Linked DNA regions of Homo sapiens: region 1 is linked to region 2. Evidence: read pairs that join two places in POLR2A ChIA-PET (ENCODE). Cell type or tissue: PC-3. All regions are shown on one strand.

Region 1 (8,000 bases), 180 kb after region 2:
GCAGAGGTGTTAATGAATTATTTTATGTTGGGAGTAAGTGTTACTTGAGCTTCAGAAACCAGAGTGGTGTGTATTTGCTGAACTGCTGAGAATGATAGCCCACAGTCCATTTCTCTGTCCTAGGAAAGCCCACAGATGTGTCAAATCAGGACACATTATGCATGCGGCTTATCAAAAAGATAACAAGAGTTTATCTTATAGCCAGGGCTCTAAGAGATGTCTCTGTCCTTGGCAGAAAGAACTGATCAAGTTCATGATGGCAGGATGACAATGAAGGAAACACAAAGCTGGTGTTTCAATACATTCATCCTGTTCTTAGGGAGCTTAAGAGTGGTGTGGGGCGGAAAAAAAGAGTGGTGTGACCTTGACAGATTACTTAACCTGGGTCAGTTTCCTCAGCTGTACAACCTACCTTAAGGTTGTGCTATGAGGGTTAATTAATTTATCATCGGTGACCTATTGCTGCTTAACATTCCCCCCAAATTTAATGGTTTAAAGAAATACTTTACCATTTCTCACAGTTCTGTGGGTTGGTTGAGTGGTTCTTCTCCTAGTCTCATCTGGGCTGTCTGCATTCAGCTGGGAGGGTGACTGGGGACTGAATATGATGACTGGGCCTCTCCATGTGGTCTTTTATCTTGCGCTATGTAATGGTGGTCTCAAGAGTACCAGGAAAGCAAAGGCAGTGGCTTCAAAGCCTGGACTCAGTAATTCAGAGCATCACTTTCACCACATTCTTTTAGTCAAAGCAAGTCACTTGGCCAGTCTAGATTCGAAGGAGGAGGAAATAGACTCCTTTTGTTGGGAGGAGCTACAAAATAATGGCCCCCTTTTCAGTCTGCCACAATAATGTATCCAAAAACATTCATGCAACAAGCATTAGTTAAAGATGCCCATCATTTGTTTTTATAATGTATGTATATTCTCTAATTTGGGAGTCTACTGAAAGCTTAAAAACCTAATTTATTAAAAGATGTTTTCAACAAACTGATCTTTGATGGTAGGTTGAATCAGTGCACTGATGAAACAGGTTGTCTTTTGCAAGATGAGATAATTTAGAAAGTGGTAGGTGTCATGACCATTCCACAAATATAAGTTGAATGCTTACTGTGTGCCAGGCTCCTTGGCTAAGTGCTGGCAATACCCAGTGCATTTTCTGACTCACCAAGCTTACAGACTAGAGTTGGCCCACAGTTGGCCCATAAGTACATGCAATTGTACGTACTTATAACTACACACACACAAACTTCATAGACTTCAGTAAATCCGATTTATTGAAATTAAAGGAAAGGAAAATAACATACAGAGTATCCACAAAAGCCTCGTACAGTTTTTTAAAAATAAGATCTGTATCATATCTAAATAGTTTGCAAATGTACTAGGAAAGACATTCAAGATTTAGCATATCTAATCAGAGGAATTTTTGCTTTTGACATATCTCTTTTTTTTGGAAAAAAAAAGTTACACAGTTGAAGCCTGATGTAGGATGTGTGACCTGTGAGGTAAGTGGGAACAAACACTTTATTAATAATTCTATGTAATTTTCAGTTAATTCTTAGAATAATTCCTGCGAAGTAAGTAGTAGTTGGTTGGGTTGAAAGAGCCTTCCTTCTGAGACCAGTTCCTCTGCAGTAACTTAGTTGGATCAGGTTTATTTCTGTTTGATAGGGGCAGCCACTTTTAAGTGCTATTTTAAGTAAGTCATAAAACAGGAAAATTGTACTTGCAGTGTTACTTTAGAGCTTACAAAGCACTTTGATCTCATTCAAGTTCTCAGAAAAATTCAGACAGGTATTAACCCCCTTTTATCAGTTGAGAAATCATGTTCACAGAGATGAATTAATTGCCTCAAATTAAATGGCAAGTAAGTGCCAGAGGCAGGTACTTCAGTCCAGTGCTTCGATATTAAAATTGATTGTGAAAGCCACTTCATTCTTAAGGTTTGTAAAAGGAATATTTGCTTTAGGAATAGGTTCCTTTTATGTTCTTGCTTTATCCATTGCCAGCTTTCAGCACAGCATCTCTAAAATGCACTCATTATAGTCGACATGGGTTTCTTGCAAAGAAAAAAAAAATGGAGCCTGAAACTTCTGAGACTTTACAAACTGGGTGTAGAAATGCTGCCACCTTTGTTTGGCTGCCAAGACATTACCACAGAGGACTAGATCCAGGTCCATTTATTTCATGAGAGTGGATGCAGCTGTCTTGCCATAATCAAATGCTTCTCTGTAGCCAGCTTTTTGTGGCCAGAAAAAGTAAAGTAATTTTTAGTACAGATTAGCATAAAAATATCCACAAGATCAGTTTCAGGAAACAATTCCTAGCTTAGAAGTAACAATAAGTGTGATCTATAGGTTGGCCAAATGGCAGTTAATTTCCAGACCTTTTTAAAATGCCCCTTATTTCTCACCATGAATACTATGTAAATAGAATACACTACCTGCCACTGTATTTAGTTTCATAAATTATTTGGACAGGGTGAACAACAGACTTCAAAACTATGTAGAGGTAGTAAATCTGCTCCTTTTTAATGAGTTTGAATTTACAGTAGTAGTTTAAACATCTGGAAGTTTAAAGTCTTAATTCATTCCAAATGTTCAACAAGGATATACTTTAAAGAGGATATTGTAATTGAGGGATCAAGAAAACTGTTGACTCAATCTGAGGCCTTTCTACTTTTCTCTATATACATTAATCACATACAACTTGAGAGGTTGACAGTTCAAAAAGAGAAGAGATGGACCCAAATATCCAAGTTGGCATTCTTATATGAGTAAGAGTATAGTTATAACAAAGGTGAAGTTTAAATGTTGGTACACATCTAAGGATGCAGCCAGATAGTGCTGCTGTGTTCTATGCTTCTTATGGATATGAGGAGGTTTTTTTGAATTGTTATGAAAGCTGGACTTAGAGGAGTCAAAACTTTTGACTTCTAAATTGTAATTTTGATTAATGCATCTCGTAACCCAAGATTCTGATGTGAAGCCAGCACCTAGCATGAGACCAAGCATTCCTTTAGTGCACACTTACTGAGTTTCTACTGGATGCTTGTTAGGTGTCAGTTTTCTCACACCAAAACAGGGTTGTGGCAGCAGCAGTCATCATTGTCCACAGCGGCAGCTGCTGTTAACGGTGCTCAATATATGCCAGCTATGTGCAAAACACTTTACCTATAGTGTCTCATTTAAACTTCTCTACTTTATGAAGAAGGTACTATTATCCCCATTTTACAGGTGAAAACCTAAGAATCAGAAGGTCGCACAGCTAGTGAAAGGTAAATCCAGAATCCCAACATGATATAATGATTTGCAGATCTAATTTGTTGTTAATTGTATTTGCTTCTCATTCTAATTTTGAATATCATATTGAAAACCTATGTTGCTCAGTCTGTTTGGCATCAGGCACAAGGCTGTCATGGATACAAATGTGAATGACATACAGCCCATGCCATGGATACACAGGAGAATAAGATTGACCCCCGGCCCCCAGTAAGCTGAGTCACATGGGAGAGCCAAACAAGCAAGCTGGAGTCTGCCAGGATCAGGTCTAAAGGTAGGGTAACCCTATAATTGATGGTCTTAACCAAAGCACTTTCGAGCATGTAAGGGGGCACTATTAATAGTTATGCCAGACAACAGATAAAACAGACTGTCTACAGCGCGCCACAACTTTTGTTCACCATAGTTAGAGGTAAACTCGGTGTGAGGGGAGTACAGTGGAGAGTACCCTGACTGACCAGAGACAATGCCCTGGATCAACAGAGTGCAGCATGTGTAGTGTGTTGTCACCGTTACAGGCCTTAGTCTAGATGCCAGTTCCCCTAGGGGCTTCCTCAGCCCTGAAATCTGGGTTGGGGGGTCCTTACATGTGCTTCCAGGTTTGCCCGGCTCTGCCACTGGATGAAAGCTGTGTGAGAACCTGTGTGGCTGTGAGGTGTCTCTCAGTTTGCAGCTCAGAGTAGTAGACAGCATTGAATATAGGAGGTCAAAGAGGTAGGCAACAGCCTTTGCAGAAAGACAGCATTGAATATAGGAGGTCAAAGAGGTAGGTAACAGCCTTTGCAGAAACCTATAAAAACAGCAATATTTGTTTCTCCACATATTACCTCATTAAGTTAATGAGTGATGATGGTATATAAAACTAAGCCAAATTCACCACCATCATTGCCAATATAGGTCCAGTTGAAACATGTTTGAAGCCACTGAGAAACTGGCATTTGCTAACAGTAGTTGGACCTTTGAAAATGGTGTGTACTGTGCAACTTTATGACCCCAAGTATTAGGTTAGTCTCACACTTCCTTCTCAGTGAAAATGTAGCTTTTATCTTAGTATTACAAGTATACCCATATAATGTATGATTCATCCTCCGTCCCCCCCACCACACACAAAAAAAAACAACTGTGATATTCAGCATGCTATTTCAGGTTGTTAAGGTACCTGATATGTAAGTAATACATCTTCCTCACACCAGTATTACACACATTGAACTGTAAATTCTTCATAGTGGTAGAGTTTTAGAGCTGGAAGGAGTTGTGGAAACTGTAGACAACTCATTTGACAGAGTACCGGAGAGGACGGCTTGCTCAGAATCGCACTGCTTGGTGATGGCAGAGGCTGGGGGTGAGCAGAAGTGTCCTCCCTCACTCAGTGCTGTGCTCTGTCACACCACACAGACGCAACTCAAGATGGAAAACCTGAAAGAATCATTTCTTGGCAGGTGAGCAGTGTCTGCCCTTTAAATTGTTATTAGTGTAAATGGTAATCCCATAAGTATGTCATCTTTATAGGAGAGAGATTTATTAAACAGGCCAGGGTCTGGGGTTTTTGGCACCATTTCTGTTTTGTGTTACCGTAAAATTTGGTTTTAAAAATATTTGGTATTGCTTACATCTTTTTTGGCAAATTCCTATTCTTGGTATGATTGTTTTTCTTTAGAAGAGTACATGTGATTAGATTGTAGATTTGCAAAGCCTTTATTTCCTAAAAGAGATGTTGAAAGCTTTCTTTATAATTGGATTTGTGGAATTTGGACTTCCTTTTATTAATAGCAGCTGCTGTATATTGAGCACTTACTATGTACCAAGCATCGTTTTAGGTACTTTGTATCAGTCATTTAGGTCACAATAATCAGATGTTACTATCGCCATTTTGGGGATAGACAAGAGAGCAAATGGCTTGTCCAAAACCACTCAGTGGTAGAGTGGGATTCAGACCCTAACCAACTTGATTCTGGTAGACTAGGCTGCTCCTCAAAGAGGAAATACCCACCTTTTTACAAATGAGTATGGAAAGACTAGGGGGAAAGTACACCAAAATACCAGTTTGTCTCCAGGCGGTGGGACTATGAGGAATTATAACTTCCCGTCTTTGACATTACAATTTTTCAAATTTTCTATTATATATATAGCCATCTTGAAAAAGATTAAATAGCATTCTGAAATAGAAAATTCAAGATTACTTCATGAAAACATTTTTCTTCCAGAATATTTGTTACTACTTTTCCAGTTCCATTTAACACACGTCATGCCAGGTATTATGCTAGGTGTTTTGGCTGCAAAGATGAGACGTTGACCCTGTTGGCAAACTTAGACTGCTAATTCTTCAGGGCCCAGCTCAAGTGTCCTATAACCAGTGTACCCTTATGTCTGGCCCTCAGTTCTCACCCCCTCTCCTGTTACCTGCCTAGTCCAAACCATCATCATCTCTCACTTTATCGTTCCCTACAAGGTTATTTTCCACCCAACAGGCAGAGTGATCGCGTGGACCTCCTTTTCTCAGACCCCCACACTTAGACCAGAATCCAAGCTCCTGACCATGACTCTTAAGGCTCTATGTGAGCTGGTCTATGCCAACTTCTGGACCTCCTTCATTCTGCCCAGCTATTAATGGTGGTCTTTTGGTTTCATCTACTCGCCAAGCTCATTGAGAGAAGCTTGTTCAAGGCCTTTACACTTGATGTGCCTTGAAAGCTGTTGACCCAGTTAGCTTCTAGCTCATTTTTTATACCATTCAGGTCTTTGCTGAAATATTCTCCACGGAGAAGTTTTCTCAGACTACCCTTTCAAAACTAGCCTACCTTTCCTGGAAATAATGGGTCTTCCCACACTAGTATATAAGTTCTACAAAGGCTGGGACTTTGTCCTATTTACTGGTTGTATTCCAAATGTGTAAAACAGGACCTGGCATGTAATAGTTGCTCCATACTTGTTGAACAAATGGTGGGTTCTAGGGCCAATGGGAAATTCAGAGTGGCTAGAGGATTGGAGGGGAGGAAAGCAACCAAAGTGAGGATAGAAAGGGATTTAGGGGCCAATCCATGAAAACCTAGGAAGCCCTGCTTAGGAGTTGGCCCTACTCATGTGACCTGGTCATAGAAACAGTGCCCTTCGCAGGTGAGATGCATATGGCAGAGTACAGCCTGTAGTTTCTGGGCGTGTTTAGAAAGTGAGAGAAGAGACCAGGTGCAGTGGCTCACGCCTGTGATCCCAGCACTTTGGGAGGCTGAGGCAGGCAGATCACCTGAGGTCAGGAGTTTGAGACCAACCTGGCCAACATGGTAAAACCTCGTCTCTACTAGAAATACAAAAATTAGCCGGGCATGGTAGGTAGGCACCTGTAATCCCAGCTACTCAGGAGGCTGAGGCAGGAGAATCGCTTGAATCCGGGAGGCAATGGTTGGAGTGAGCCGAGATCATGCCACTGCATTCCAGCCTGGGCAACAAGAGCGAAACTGTCAAAAAAAAAAAAAAAGACAATCAAAAAGCAAACCTCACATTGGCCACTGTTAATCATAATTAATAACGTCTGTGATATGTATAGTCTTTCTTCCAATGTGTTCCAAGTCTCGAGACGTGATCCCTTTGGCCCCCAGGCCCCTGCCACAATAACAACCTTGGCATGCGACTCACCACCCTCTGCTGCCATATAATACCCTCCTATTTATCACCCGTCTTACCCCTTCCTTTCCAAGTGAAATAATTTATGCCTTATTTTTTCTTCTCTTCCTTCCCTGCTCAAACCACAACCCATGTAATTTTCATTGCCCTCTTTAGAACCTGCTTGTGTCTCAGCTCCTGCCTTTTTATACAGAAGGGGAGCCAACCTGAAACAGTATGGATGAAGAGATGCGCATTTTTAAATCACCCTCCATACATAGTGGCATCTTCTTCTGGACTGCATTCTTTTCCAGCGTACAGTCTCCTTGAAAGACAGATGACTAAATCCTTGTGCCTTAAAATTATTAGCAGTCTTAGTGCTCATTTGAGGTTAAATTCCCTACCCATAGCATGAGATTTATCCATGTGCTTAAATAATAGAATTAAAGGATTGATTCTGCTGTGCTTCATATAATGACGCTTACACTTAGGAAGGAATATAATATTTATTGTGTGCCTCCTGTATGCCAGGCACTGTGGACCCACAATTTGATGAGGCTGATATATTATTCCCATGGGAGAACTGAATTTCAGGATCATTTGCCTGAGGTCCGTGTCTGCCCAAAGCCAGAGGCAGTGCTCTTCGCACTGCACCACACAGCCAGCCTCAATCCCACAGCACTCGAAGGTGCACCAAGAGTTTGTACAGATGTCTTGTCATTTCAGTCCTCGTAACAGCCTATAAGATGGCAGTGTCATCCCCAGGTGGCTTGCCAAAATGCAGCACTGCTGGGATGGACTTTATGTCTCTTTTCCTCCAGCTCTTTCTTCCTTGTTTGTTTTTTGTTTTTGAGACAGAGTCTCACTCTGTCACCCAGACTGGAGTGCAGTGATGTGATCACGGCTCACTGCAGCTTCTGCCTTCTGGGCTCAAACGATCCTCTCACCCAGCCTCTCTAGTTGCTGGGACAAAAGATGTAAACCATCACTCCCTGCTAATTTTTGTATTTTTTGTAGAGAGAAGGTTTTGCCATGTTGCCCAGGCTGGTCTTGAACTCCTGAACTCAAAGGATCCACCTGCCTCAGCCTCCTTAAGTGCTGGGATTACAGGCATGAGACACTGCG
Region 2 (8,000 bases):
ATAAATGTACCACCCAAGGATAAGGGCAGTTAAGATAACTGAGAGACATGAGTACTAGATTTGTAGAAGGTCTCAAAGTTTATGATCATGAGTTTATTTCAAGAGGTTTCGTAGAAGAGTAACATAATTCAAACAGCACCGAGGACAAAGAGTTTTCTGCTGTAGAATCTAGCTTCATCGTTCCTTCCATATAATTAGGACAACCATATGATTATCTGGGATACTTTTCAGAGTGAAAGGGAGTACTTTAATAATTGTGCCAGAACAACATAAACTAGGACTTGTCCCATGCAAATTGGAATGTATAGTCACCCTACTTACAGCCCACTTACAGTCTACCTCTGACCACCTTGATTCTTTCTCAGGGTATAGCAATAACCATTTCAAAATATATATTCACTTCTTTACATACGTTTTCTCCTACTTACCCAAACCAGAGAGGAAGAATATGAAAATTACCATCTGGGAATCATAACTCTATCCAGTTTAATATTACCTACCTGACAGATTCATCATCTAAAGTTAATTATTTGATGAACATATTCCATGCAGGAAAGAATGGTAACCTTTACCAAAAATAAAATTTCAGCTCACCGATTTAACATCAAACAATAAAAAAAAAAAAAAAAAAGGAAAAGAATTGATAGAGCATACAAATTTGTTGTGAAATGTGTAGAAGCAACCTCTATTTTAGAATTTGGGCACTATGTCAGTAGTACTTATATAAATCAGAAGTAAAATAGATCTTACCTTGGGAACTCTGGGAGGACTCTGTAGAAGAGGAACTACTATCTGTATAATTCTGTGGTTCTTCTTTTCCTTCCTGAATAGATGAATTACCAGCCTCTGCTACCCTGGATGCTTGCTGTAATGTTTCTGTTACTAGCTGTCTTGTTTGTTCACTAACAACTGTCGCTTGAAAAGTCACTGGTTTGGGTTTAATAAGAACCTAGGAGAAAAGCAGAAATATACTGAGATAAAATTTTAGAAAACGATTTAAAAATGCTAAACTTCTAGGTCATAAACTAATATTTTCCTGGTATGGAAACTATTCTGTACGTTATACTTTTTAGGCACAGCATTGCTCATCAAAGGGTAATTCAATCTACAGACAAATTACAGTGTAAGCCATATACAATGTTTTAAGTGGTACATGCCAGAGTGCAATAGCCATGATTCTGACAAGAACCTTTGTGCCTGTTTGCCTACAACTTCAGGAGTCATTTTATAATCTGTAGACTATATAGTAAAATGATATCCACAAGCTGAGGATGGCAGAACAAAAAGACACAAGGAGTCTAGATTCCCAGTGGAATTTTTGTGCTGCAGTATCAGTCCAGGACTTCCTCCCTCTGAACTTTTATTAATATAATAAAAATAAAACCCTAATCTGTTTGAGCGAGTGTTCTTCAAGTTTTTTTTCTTTTCTTTTTTTTTTTCATTAGAAACTAAATCAAATTCCTAATTGACACACCTGCAAAAAGTAAAACTTGCTTGGGCCCTATCTTTGAAGAAACCCCAGATGAATATTGATTTGACAACTATCAGAAGCAACATGGAACATGTGTTGGATCAGCTCCTGGCAAAAGTTAAAAACAAACAGTGAAACAAGTGAAATGGGAGAAAATTTTCAAACTGGGCCATTCTACTTCAAAATCTGAACTCTAGGAGTTAATTTCAATTGGGTCCATGGAATAAAAACTATTAACTCATAATTATTTTTGTTTCTACCACATATAAGATTCTAAAATTTCTCAGACTCTGTTAAGTTACCCATTTCCAAGAGTTAAGAAGGAAAACATACTTTAGATGAAGCAAATGAAATTATTACAATTAAACTCCATAGGCAATTTGGACTTGTCACAAAGCTTATTTTTTTTTTAGATACGTAAAGTATTTGGCTATAATTCTGAGAGAACAGATTCTAAAAGTAAATTAGTAGTTTATAGGTACATTAATACCTCTTACAAAAATTCTAGGATGGCATTTCTCAACCGAAACTAATAGTGCTTCCCTCGATATTCTCAGAAAAGCAAAATACCTACAAAATAAACAGTAGCCTAGCAACATATGATTAGATCCTGAGCCTCAAATTCCAAGGCAAATTTTCAGAAAAGTTCCCTTATCTTCTATTGGTTAAAAAATAAATACAACTCTAGCTTATCTATTGTTCAAGGGTTCAAGCAAAGCTAATTTTATAAGTAAATAAAATGCTTTTGAAGGCCATGGTAGCTTATAAAAAGTAAATATTTTTCTTTGAGTGATTCTGAATGACTATGATCCTCCCTCAACCACCCCCCTCAAATCACAAAATACACCTTCAGCAAATTGTATTCCTAGGTAATTATTTCCCCATAATCTTTGCTGATAGCACAACATACACATTTAGGTATCTTTAAGAAAGTACTGAAAAGATAAATGAAGTTTTGACAATACTTGAATAATTAACACATTCAAACATAACTTTTAACAATCTGATTTCTTAAAGATTGCTGATCTTTTCCTTCAAATTTCTACCCGGGAATTATAAGAATTGAAAATATTTAAGAGCCAAGAAAAATCATCATATCTTATAGCATACCTGCGTTTTCCCTTGCTGCCCATAAACAATTTTTGTTGGGATGATTTTAGCTGCTGGTTGAACTGTAGAACCTATTCCTTTTGGCTGCGTTACAATCATTTTGGTGATGGGTCTTGTAGCAGTAAGGATAGCTGGCTTTGCTCCTGTTGGCACTGTCTGAATAGTCTTTTCTCCCTAAATTGAAGTCAATGATTATATAAGAGATTTATATGCATATAAATGATAAAGTCCTCTCACTGAAAAATCAGTAAGGTTTTACCAGGATGATGAAAAAAGGGCTGTAGATTATGTAACAAAGTATAATGTTTCCAGGAAATCAAAAATCGTAGACTTGGTTGAAATGATATAGAAAGTCATCTGACCAACTTTCTACCCAAAGAAGGAATTAATTATTCTCTGATGAGCGAATTTTAAAAAATTACCACATGCAAAAATACTTATTACACTATCCCATTAATGGAATACATATATTATAATAGTCAGAAAATTCTGGAAGAAGGTATAGTACACTGCTAATGCTTGTCTCTAAGAATTGGGATTATAAGTCTTAACCCCCACATACATATTTATTTTCTAATTTATCTGAAATAAGTATTTGTGTAATTAGAAAATTACTGTGCAATATACCAGTAGCTAAATGCACACACATAAAATACATCCCCTAAGTTCTACATATATGAAATTATAAGGATATATAGTAGAATGTCTACATGAAAAAGTATGGGCAAGCAAAATCAGCAGAGGTATTAACATTCTTTCTAAGGTTATATATAGGAAAAATTTGATGAACATATGCCATGAGGAAAGAATGTTATATATTGTTAATAATATATAAGGTTACATATAGAAAAAAAGGAAGGGAAAACTCAGAGTGCTTCCTATGTTTTACTATTCATATATTACTAATATCCTTTTAGTCTATTAACTAGATAGCTTATATCCATTAACTTTTCATCATTTTCTATACTTTCATCTACTTTATTCTTAAGTACCATTTTCTGGTCACTCATGAAATCAACATCTTTTTACATGAACTTAACTAAATTAAGTTCAAATACAGTGACTTTACTAAATTATTAAAATTTTTAAAATTAAAATCCATAAACTTAAGATGGAAATGAAAAGATTTGAGAATTTTCACCTCATCAGTTTTTCTTAATTTTTAGCCAGCATCATCTAAACGTGTGCCTATCTAAACTTAGCAGCCAGTAAAAACAAAGCACCCACGTGAGCTGGCTAAAAAGCAATCATTGTGAATTCAGAGCTAAATATAATTACAAAAATCACAATTTTAACTATCTGCTGTAATTACTTAAGGGAAACATGAAGCATCTGCCAATGGTGTTATTACTTATTTCAACACATGCATACTCTTCCCAGCACCATCTCTGGAAAGAGCTCTAGTTCATTTGCCAAGAGCCACTAGTTTGCAAGTGACCACACCTATCTATTAAATAGCTCAATGGACCCTGGCCAAGTATGACCCATTCAAGCCAAACAAAACCAACTAGCAGCCTGTTTTTCAAAAAAGCTCTTCTGATGTGTGTTGTGGGCATGCATAGGTGAGCAAGTGGTGAGTAGAGGTGATTGTGCCTATGTGGTCTTTGGCGGGGGTGGCAGTGGCAGAGTCTTGCTCTGTCACCCAGGCTGGAGTACAGTGGCAAGATCTCAGCTCACTGCAACCTCTGCCTCCCAGGCTCAAGTGATCCTCCACCTCAGCCTCCCAAGTAGCTGGGACTATAGGTGCACACCTTCACGCTAATTTTTGTAATTTTGTAGATACGGAGTTTCACCATGTTGCTCAGGCTGGTCTCAAACTCTTGGGCTCAAGTGATCCACCTGCCTTGCCTTCCCAAATTGCTGGGATTACAGGCATAAGCCTCCACACCCAGCCCAGAAAACGGTCTTATACGTTGATTTGCTTGTTTTACTAGAGCTGCCTGTGTCAAACGGTTGTTATCAGAGATATCTAACAGCTATGAATCATACATGACTCTTGGATCTTTGTGACCACAGGGCCTAGAATACAAAGCATCCCCTCTTACATATCAAGTTCTTTGAAATTGCAAACCATATTACAAAGGGTTCTGAAAATCTGAATTCTAATCCTGGCTTTACTTTTGGCTTACTATGTAAATTCAGGCTAGGAGCAATCTGTTTTCCCACACATTGAAAAAATCTAATGCTGGACCCCTACCAATGAAGCTTTTATGAGATCTATTTAAGTGAAGTATAGCAATCCATGTTCTAGTGAAGTTAGGCAAGGTAGGGACACTAACAAGCCTAAACAGGTAAGTACCAAGAATAACAAGAAGAAAATCAATGATTGAGGACTTCTTATGGGCCAGGCACTATTCTAAGCACTTTCACAATAGCTACCAGTTACTAAACAACCTCACTGGTAAAGATCATCAATCCCAATGTACACATGAGGAAATTAAGAATGAGAGAGGTTGAGTATGTCACCCAAGGTCAAACAACTACAATATGGAGAAACAAAGCCCTGTTTTGTCTAACTCCAACCCTCCTACCAACTGCCTTCAGAACTATAAATGAATCTGTTATTTATTTATTTATTTTTTGTTTGAGGCAAGGTCTCACTCTGTTGCCCAGTCTGGAGTGCAGTGGCATGATCATGGCTCATAGCAGCCTCAAACTCCCGGGCTCATGTGATCCTCCCACCTTAGCCTCCCAAGTAACTGGGACTACAGGTGCATGCTACTACATCTGGTTAAGTTTTAAAATAAATTTTGGTAGAGGTGGGGGTCTTGCTTTGTTGCCAAGGCTGGTCTTGAACTCCTGGGCTAAAGCGATTCTCCCACCTCAGCCTCCCAACCAGCTGGGATTACAGACATGTGCCACCACACCCAGTCTGATTTTATTTTTTAACAGCTCAAAGAGGTAAAAATGAAAAAAAAAAAAAAAAAAAAAGAAAGTAACAAATCCCCATCAATTAATTTAGTCTTAATCCCACATATTTCTCTTTGCCCACCCTAAGCCAAATACTAAGTCAGTATCTATTGACCATAAGCAGGAATAAAACAGTGCTCCAACTGAAGTCCCCCTACAGTTAAGCCAATGGAATTCTCTATCTGGACAAAGCTAAGCATCTAAATCATGGTCACAAGCAACCTAGCTATGAGCAAGTATGAGCAACATGCTTTAGAAATTACTGTGAAAAATGGCATCAGTTGGTGGTGCTTTAACAGTTGTTATATCCCAGCAGTGGTAAACCAAGCCATTCTGGCTATTGTGGGCTTCTCAAGTCCTTGTGCAAATATTTATATAGCTGGTCTTTAAATCCTCTGTGAATTGCTAAGTCTGCAGTTGAAGCTCTCACTTACTCCAGCATTTAGCAACGTTGTGACAACATTTTTGCCCGGGAGGCCTTGAATGGTCGTTCCTTTTCCTGTAGTCTTTTGTACAACAATCACGTTGGGCTTGGAAGTCATTGGGATTGTAGTGATTTTGGTAGTCGTTCCTTAGAAAAGGGGGAAGAAAAGGAGGCCTGAGTTAAGGACTAGAGATACTTGGTTATTTTTGTTTATATTATACACAATTAGTACATATAGTAAATGTCATTCCTAGATGACATGAAAGCTGTCAAGATGATGAAAATGAAGGCTTGGAATAGTAAGTTATAAGTCATACCAGAATGAGAGAATATTAAGAATTCACAGTTAAAGCAGTCATCTTTTTAGAATCTGAGAACCTATACACAAAACTCAGAATCTAAGAACAACAGTTTTACCATCAATATTCTTTGTCTGACTAGTTAAAAGAAACAAATCACAATCTCTATTCCATGACATGTATTTCCCCCAAACCCAGTATTATATGTGACTGAAGTGATGGGAAAATCCTTCAAAAAAGAACATGAAGTAAATGCTTAAATTTACATAACACTAGGCTCTAGAAAAAATTTATGAAAAGAAATAAGCCATGTATTTTTCTGTGATTAAAAAAGACAAAGTAGGCCAGGCGTGGTGGCTCACGCTCATAATCCCAGTATTTTGAGAGGCTGACGCAGGCAGATCACCAGAGGTCAGGAGTTCAAGATCAGCCTGGTGAAAGTCTATCTCTACTAAAAATACAAAAAAATTAGCTGGGGGTGGCGGCGGGCGCCTGTAATCCCAGCTACTTGGGAGGCTGAGGCAAAAGAATTGCTTGAACCCGGGAGGTGGAGGTTGCAGTGAGCTGAGATTGCGCCACTGCACTCCATCCTGGGCTACAGAGCAAGACTCGATCTCAAGAAAAAAAAAAAAAAAAAAAAAAAAAAAAAAGCAAAGTAAACGATATACAAAACAAGTCACAGATTCAATGTATGCTTTTGTAATCTGTAGCACTCTGGAGAATGTGAGGATAAAACTCTAATTTGCATATATAAACTTATATTGTCAATTATTAAGATCTATCTAATAGGTCTATACCTACTGATCCAAACACAGTATTACTTTGCCCTCTCCCACACATCCTTCCATAATTGGCTTCTCTTCTACCTATCAAATCTACCTTCCAACCTTCAGTTGTAAATTCTGGCGCAAATCTTTGATTTGTTCCTTGTCTTCTTCTCTTTTTCAAAAAATTTTATTTTTATTTATTTATTTTTTTTAAGGCAAGGTCTTGCTGTGTCACCCAGACGGGAGTGGAGTGGAGCAACCACAGCTCATTGCAGCCTTGACCTTCTGAGCTCAAGTGGTCCTCCCACCTTACTTTTTGATTTTTTATAGAGATAAGGTCTCACTATGTTGCCCTGGCTGCTGGCTGGTCTCAAACTCCTAGGTTCAAGTGATCCTCCTGCCTCAGCTTCACGAAGTGTTGGGACTACAGGTGTAAGCCACTGTGCCTGGACTTTTTTTTTTTTTTTTTTAAGAGAAACAGGGTCTCACTCTGTTACCAGGCTGGAGTGCAGAGGCATGATCATATCTACTGCAGGCTTCAACTCCTGGGCTCACACAATCCTCCCATCTCAGCCTCTTAGGTACCTAGGACTACAGGTATGTGCCACCATGCCTGGCTAATTTCTGTATTTTTTGGTAGAGATGGGGTCTTACTACATTACCCAGGTTGGTCTTGAACTCCTGGCCTCAAGGGATCCTCCTGCTTCAGCCTCCCAAATTGTTGGAATTACAGGCATGAGCCACCAGGCTTGGCCTGTTTCCTCGTCTTAACTCCCTATACCTCTCAACAAGATGAAAGCCCCTTAATCTCCACACTGTACCTTTTTATGATTCCTCAGTGCTTAGCACAGTGGATGACAATTACATCCTTAAAAAACTAAACTTATCATGCCAAGAACCTGAAACATGTCAACTGGTTAAATTCCCTAATTTCCCATTTCATTCCCAGTTCTAACTTTCCCTCATGTTTCAAAATCCTATTAATATATAATCTGTCCCTTAATCTACCATTTTGATCT

What was found. ChIA-PET counts read pairs that join two places held together with the same protein. Peaks named below come from ENCODE experiments on the same cell type or tissue, not always from the same donor. Only the 100,000 strongest peaks of a DNase experiment are listed, where the experiment ranks them.
Region 1: POLR2A ChIA-PET joins it to region 2 with 14 read pairs; 2 of 35 experiments call an interaction of 5 or more read pairs at or near these places.

The regions. Positions count from the first base shown.
Region 1 is chr11:76,341,704-76,349,703 of GRCh38, reverse strand. No RefSeq gene overlaps it. Among named protein-coding and RNA genes, the nearest start is that of THAP12, 35 kb to the left of the region's middle. In PC-3, no CTCF peak of the experiment used is centred here; no DNase peak of the experiment used is centred here.
Region 2 is chr11:76,521,217-76,529,216 of GRCh38, reverse strand. EMSY (EMSY transcriptional repressor, BRCA2 interacting) reads right to left here. Exons shown (of 22, transcript NM_001300942.2): 13 at 5,926-6,062; 14 at 2,582-2,755; 15 at 751-949. Among named protein-coding and RNA genes, the nearest start is that of EMSY, 80 kb to the right of the region's middle. In PC-3, no CTCF peak of the experiment used is centred here; DNase peaks (open chromatin) are centred at 4,076 and 4,566; H3K4me3 peaks cover 943 bases; H3K27ac peaks cover 2,976 bases.